Linked DNA regions of Homo sapiens: region 2 is linked to region 1. A link is a contact called in ENCODE Hi-C or POLR2A ChIA-PET data. All regions are on one chromosome and are shown on one strand. Each heading gives the region's core, a stretch centred on a gene start or an enhancer-like site at or near the end of the contact. The rest is flanking DNA. Distances are from core to core; before and after follow the strand shown. Region 1 has its middle 53 kb from the start of IFNG-AS1. Region 2 holds the start of SLC35E3 (solute carrier family 35 member E3).

The links. A loop is a pair of places that touch in the nucleus more often than their neighbours do. ChIA-PET counts read pairs that join two places held with the same protein, here RNA polymerase II (POLR2A). Pooled maps may share reads with other maps.
Region 2: a pooled map shows a loop between it and region 1 (7-fold over the local background). The contact joins the promoter of SLC35E3 here to the enhancer-like site in region 1. A Hi-C loop is called at or near these places in 1 of 37 single-sample maps with no recorded cell type and 6 of 50 pooled maps. POLR2A ChIA-PET finds 5 or more read pairs at or near these places in 1 of 52 experiments (GM10248).

Annotation. Positions count from the first base shown.
Region 1 is chr12:68,040,910-68,044,169 of GRCh38, forward strand. No RefSeq gene overlaps it. Among named protein-coding and RNA genes, the nearest start is that of IFNG-AS1, 53 kb to the left of the region's middle. RefSeq lists an enhancer at 1,298-1,547. Within about 2 kb of position 1,567, at least 4 of the 41 ENCODE cell types and tissues checked have a DNase peak (open chromatin) inside an H3K27ac peak, as active enhancers do.
Region 2 is chr12:68,744,489-68,747,833 of GRCh38, forward strand. SLC35E3 (solute carrier family 35 member E3) reads left to right here and starts at 1,688. Exons shown (of 5, transcript NM_018656.5): 1 at 1,688-2,291. The coding sequence starts at 1,890. NUP107 (nucleoporin 107) reads left to right here. Exons shown (of 28, transcript NM_020401.4): 28 at 1-1,321. RefSeq lists enhancers at 1,361-2,051, 1,901-2,000, 2,051-2,160, 2,521-2,710.

The DNA.
Region 1 (3,260 bases), core at 317-2,816:
AAATCTTGACTGTTGGCAGGAAGCATAGCTGATACTGAGGGCTGGGGCCTGGGTGCCTTTCCACTTGGCCCTTTCCATGCGACCTGGGCTTCCTCACAGCATGGTAGCTGGGTTACAGCATGAGTGTCCCAGTGAAATCAGGCAGCAGTGGGATCACGTTTTAATGACTCAGAAAAGACATGTATCACTTCTGCCATATTTTAATAGTTAAAAGTCTAACAAAAGCCCTCTTAGTTCCAAGGGGATAGGACACAGACTCCAACTCTTGATGAGGGAGTAGCAAGTTTCTGGAAAACTATATTAACAGGAAATACTGTAGTCATTTCCATAAAATACAATCGGTCACAAAGTGCTTTCCTAGAAGTTCATACTGGATTCTTTCTGCCTCATTTTCACATACAAAGCATCAGCAAATCCTGACAGACTGGGCTGCAAAATACATCCCAAACCTGATCTGATCTCACCATCTCCACTGCTCCCACCCTCGTCCAACCCAACATGTTTCTCTACCTGGATCACAGCAAAGTCTACTGAGAGGTTCCTCATCTCCAATTTAAAACCCCATAATCTACTATTTATAGGGCAGCCAGTGAGAACTTTGAAAAAATGTAAGTCTAAGCCTATCATCACTGCTCATCTTAGAACTATCCAATGGCTTTCAATTATGCTTAGAATAAAAGCTAAACTCCTAATGGTGGCCCACAAGAACCTCCATATTTTGGCCCTATTTATCTGTCTCATTTCATCTTCAGGCTTCTTTCCACCACACTCTGACCTTCTTCCTCTCACTTTAGCTCCTGGGTATGTTTTCAACTCAGGCACCTCTGATCCCAAATCTCTTCATATTACACTGTTCCATGATTCAAATCTGCTTGAACCTTCCCAGACCACTCAATATAAATGAGCATCAGTCCCATCACCGTCTATTCCTTAACCCTCCTTTATTTTCCTTAATGTACTTATCACTGTCTGAACTTACACTGTGTATGCATTTGAGTCCTTGTTCATAGTCTGCGTCTCCCTCTAGAATATTAACACTTTATGGGCAGGGCTTTGTTTACTGCTTTATTAACAGTGCTTAGGTCCACTCAATAGTTAAGTTGAATATTGAATAAAGAATAAAAGAAGAAACAAAACAAACAGTATAGCCTTTCAAATCAGTGGTGGTGTAAACGAAGATCTATTATCACTGTCATGAAAACATGTTTGTGTTCTTTACTAGATCTGGGCTATCCTTTCTTAGTGTCCTGTGGTTTCATGGACTAGTTTAGGAATGGTTGGTTGTTTCTAATGTGTAGCACTTAAGAAACTTTCAGCTTGAGCCTAAGTGTTTCCAGTGCTGAGGTTCAGTCATGTCTGGGCATGTTTGGTGAGGTGGTGGTGACAGGCCTCAAATAATTCAATTCTAATGAAATATTTGGCTTTAAGTGGATGAGGAGGAAAGGTACTGTGGCTTTGGCGTGGGTGTAGTTGGGGGTAGGTATAGAGGAGAGGAAGAGAACCCGAGGACAGCGATGTTCAAGTGAACATGTTATCACTCGTCTGGGCTTCTCAACACAATTGAACACACTTCCTATATTTGGAGAATTCCCCACCTCCTCTGCAGCCAGTACACTGGTCTGTGACACAGACCCAGACAATCACGTGCACCTCAGCAAGTTTTCTAATCACAAGCATGTATTGCAAAGAAACAAGTGCCACCTAGAGCCCACTCTGGTGAGAATGGCAGCTGGTGAATTCAGTTACTAGAGGGAGGGATGGCTAAGGTCACACCACGAGCTAGTACCAGCAGGAGTCTGTGCCTGGTGGAGTCAGCAGTTATTCCCACCTGGTCTGTTCTTTACTGTGACTCTGAGAATTGGTGCTGGCTGGGAAGCCTCCCAGCCTGCTTTCCGGCCTCCTGGGAAATCTTATATTCTTTAATAAATTCCTTTTCTGCTACTACTAGATTTTAATTGGTGACAACTGAGAACTCTGACAGAAAAAGATGGGGTGTTTAATTCCAGTCTACTTCACTGATTAGGCCTGACACCTAGGGAGAAAAGATGTAGAAGCCAAAATGTCAGGAATTATTTTAATAAGCAATTTTGTAAGACTTGGAGTTTGAACAGCGGTACTTTGCTCCCCAGGCAACAAAGTTCTGCATCAAGCTGGAAAATGAACACTTGCCCACTTTTCCCTGAAATACAGCAGGGTCCTGGCTCCATGGAAGCTCTGGTGAAATCGTCTTCAAACATCTTTTAGAAGGCTGAATACTTTTCCATTGAGATACACAGGACCCTTTATAAAACAGATGAAAATGGACTGCTTTGGTCAACGTGACACTTGGAGCCCCTAAAGCCAGGATGGCCTCATAAACCCCTCAGTGGTGAGGCTCAGTGGCAGTGCCTGGCTGCAGGCTCCCCAAGTCTGTGACACCCAGCAGGAGAGGGACAATCTCCTGAGACGACACCTGAGAGATGCATGCCAGGAAGGTAGCAGGTGCCATATGAGCAGATTTATCTCTGAGCATATGCCCTGATGGCTCCAAAAAGGCTGGTGGGGAGGCAACTTTGCAAGGACTTTGGGCTTTGTTTCAGGAATGAAGACAATTAACCACAGGATTTGAATATTCTGTAATTAATGTATTTTCTAACATAATCTAGTGAAGCCTGGGGAATTTTTAGTTGCATACCTCTTTACTCAACTATGTCTTAGCAGTGGTACATTATGCATATTCAAGTCATTGAAGTTGCCTAAACTTTAGTAAACTTGCTTATTCATTCTGTTGCTCATTAATTTCTCCCAGCCTTGTGGGAGAGCAACTAAAGTTAATCATCACTACCTCTCCACCTGGCTCTCCAAGGGTTGTCAGTGCCTATCCCCCACCCTTCATTCATCTCTCAACACCTCCCAGAGAGCTCCGGACATCTCTGGCATAATGTTCTGATCCAATATTTGCCTATTGGACTTCATGTCCTCACATCATTTTAGCTGCCTTTGTTAACCAAATTCCCGTAGGTATTTTATATATAAAAGGCATGAGCTTCAGGAGATGAGTGAGAATCTAATGCTTGATGATCTGTCATTGTCTCCCATCACCCCCAGATGGGACCATCTAGTTGCAGGAAAACAAGCTCAGGAGGCTGGGCGAAGTGGCTCACGCCTGTAATCCCAGCACTTTGGGAGGCCGAGGCTGGCGGATCACTTGAGGTCAGGAGCTCGAGACCAGCCTGGCCAACATGGTGAAACCCCGTCTCTACCAAAAATACAAAAATTAG
Region 2 (3,345 bases), core at 438-2,937, 700 kb after region 1:
TTCTCCTGCCTCAGCCTCCCTAGTAGCTGGGATTACAGGCGCCTGCCACCACGCCTGGCTAATTTTTGTATTTTTAGTAGAGACGGGGTTTTGCCATGTTGGCCAGGCTGGTCTCAAACTCTTGACCTCAAGTGATCCACTCGCCTCGATCTCTCAAAGTGCTGGGATTACAGGCATAAGCCACTGCACCCAGCCAATTGGACTCCTTTGAGTCCTTAGGGAGTCAATGTGTGTGTTGCTGCTTATTTAAATACAGTTCAGTTGGAGCCCCAAGAGTGCCAATGTGCTCCTCACAATTCCCAAATGCCTCTCTTCCTGAACACCAGAAGTGGTGGGCACCTGAGTGGGAAATTTCAGGCAACTTAATTTAGTTCCTCAGTGCCTACTCTTGAAGAACTGGGTTTTCATTCTAGAGAGGAAACTCAGGGAAGGGCGTGTTGCCTATCACAGGTTCGCATACTAAGTTTTAAAAACTTTTCTTGGTGTGACTTATGCCAAGGAATTATGAAGACTTTTTCCTTGAGCATTGCATGAAGGCTACAAAGTTGGAACAGGCATGTCCTGGGTGTGAAAGTTTTAATTTCCCTACCTCATTTATTTATTTAATTTAGAGATGGGGGTCTCACTATGTTGCCCATCCCGGCTTCCAACTCCTGGGCTCAAGCAATCCTCCCACGTCAGTCTCTCAAATAGCTGGGACTACAGGCCCACGCCACCATGCCCTACTTCCTCATTTATTTTAAATTTTTTGTACCACAGTCTCTCTTTTTAATTTTATGACTGCTGAATTAATCCTAGACTCTGTCTTAAAACTAAGAATTGATGTATTGGCAGGAACAGCTGGACATTCAAGATGTTTTTGTGATTCCTTTTTTAAAAATCTCCTTTTGTACCTGTAATATCTACAATATATAATCTTTCTTTATCGACTTAAGGAGGAAGGAGAAAGGAAGAACCTGACTTCTGTGTGAAGGACCTTACTGTCGATCAAGACTGTTACTCAAAGTTCTATCTCTTAGTCATTGCACCTGACCTGATCCAAAACATATATATATATTTGTATGCACCCCTAGAGACAGCTGTATATATATACGGTTTTGCCAGGTTGTACGTTTTTTTCTCGAGTTGTAAGTGAACACAGTAGCACTCGTTTACATTGTCAAGGGGACATCTTTAGAGAACACATTTTCTCACTGTTGAGCTAATAATGCTTTGTGAATGTATGATCTAAGGAGAAACCCTTGTAGTTATACCCGATGATGCTGTCTGTTGGAAAGTAAATTTTGAATGTCTTTTTCCAAAAATAAAAAATAAAAACATGCTTTCAATAAGTTCTTTCCCCCCTCTGGCGAGGGCTACTAAATTTGCTCAGCATTTAATACGTAAAATTGGCTAACAGTGTCTGCACAGCCAGAGAGAAGTTGTCTAGCAAATCGGGTCAATGACACACAGGAAACAAACATCAAGAAAGGGGTCCTAGATTGGTCCAGTCAGGTAGGCGTTAGGTGACCAAGGGGGTCGGGGACCCAGAGGATAGGACCCAAAGACGCAAGCGTCGCGCGCCCAAGGCTCAGCGCGCCTGCGCAGGGTAGCGGCCGTTCAGCCAGCGGCTCGGGGGCGGAAGCACTGGAGCCCCGAGTCACGTGGCTGCGGGCGGAGATGAGCGGGGCGTGGGACGTGCTGCGGCGTCCTAGCTGGCTTACAGGGCGGCGGCGGGGTGTGTGTCCTCTGTTAAGAGTGCTACTCGCCCGGGGTTGATCTGTGCATGCCACTCCTGGGTCAGACGGTGAGGTCGGCGTCTGCGAGGACGCGGCGGTGGAGTAGAAGGGCAGCCGGAGACAGGCCCGGCGCCCCTTCCGAGGCTAGACGGCCCCAGCTTCGCGGGGATCATGGCATTGCTGGTGGACCGAGTGCGGGGCCACTGGCGAATCGCCGCCGGGCTCCTGTTCAACCTGCTGGTGTCCATCTGCATTGTGTTCCTCAACAAATGGATTTATGTGTACCACGGCTTCCCCAACATGAGCCTGACCCTGGTGCACTTCGTGGTCACCTGGCTGGGCTTGTATATCTGCCAGAAGCTGGACATCTTTGCCCCCAAAAGTCTGCCGCCCTCCAGGCTCCTCCTCCTGGCCCTCAGCTTCTGTGGCTTTGTGGTCTTCACTAACCTTTCTCTGCAGAACAACACCATAGGCACCTATCAGCTGGCCAAGGCCATGACCACGCCGGTGATCATAGCCATCCAGACCTTCTGCTACCAGAAAACCTTCTCCACCAGAATCCAGCTCACGCTGGTGAGTAGCTTCAGCTTCCCAAGGCGCCGCTCTCCCGACCCACCTCCTGCACTGGCCCCGGGAAATTCGAACGCACACTGGTCTTTCCCTTCATCTTGAAATCCACAAATGAGTCATCTGTGGGCATGTGAACTTTTAGGCTTATTTTAGGGAGGGGGAAAAGGCCATCTTGTCAGCCCAGAAGAGTGGGCATGTGTGAATTTTAGTAGCTGCCATTTGATGGAAATCGTTAAATGCTGTGATCGATAAGAAAAAAAGCTGTATTGGGTGGTACAGTCCAGTGTTATCAGAATATCTGCAAAAGCTCAAACAAAAACAGCCTTTCTCCCCCAGGGGAATCAAATCGTGTATGATAAAACGTGAAAAGATGTAGCATAAAGTAGGTCTCAAAACGTCTGCAGCACCATACTTTAGAGCTGTCTGCATCTTTAAATAAAAGGAGGTGGACTCAATTTTAGCACTTAGTAACTTATTTAAGGTCTTTTTCTTTTTTTTTTTTTTCTTTTTGAGACGGAATTTCACTCTTGTTGCCCAGGCTGGAGTGCAATGGCACGATCTCGGCTCACCGCAACCTCCGCCTCCCGGGTTTAAGCGATTCTCCTGCCTCAGCCTCCCGAGTAGCTGGGATTACAGGCATGCGCCACCACGCCCGGCTAATTTTGTATTTTTAGTAAAGACGGGGTTTCTCCATGTTAATCAGGCTGGTCTCGAACTCTGACCTCAGGTGATCTGCCCGCCTTGGCCTCCGAAAGCGCTGGGGTTACAGTGGTGAGCCACCGTGCCTGGCCTTATATTTAAGGTCTTTATGCTTTTATTGTTTTATATTTATGCTTATGCTGTTTAGACACTAGTTTGGGGATCCATTTACTCACCTTTGTATTCATGTGGTATTTTCTTGCAAAGTGCAATATATTTACCACAAATTTAGAATGGAATTAAATGTGAATATCAATATAGATTTGTCATATTTCACGTTTAGGAAATAGGATTAACAACTAGTTTTCCCAAGTCAAAACAGAAAACATTTATACAGGTTCATTGTTTCCCAGTTATG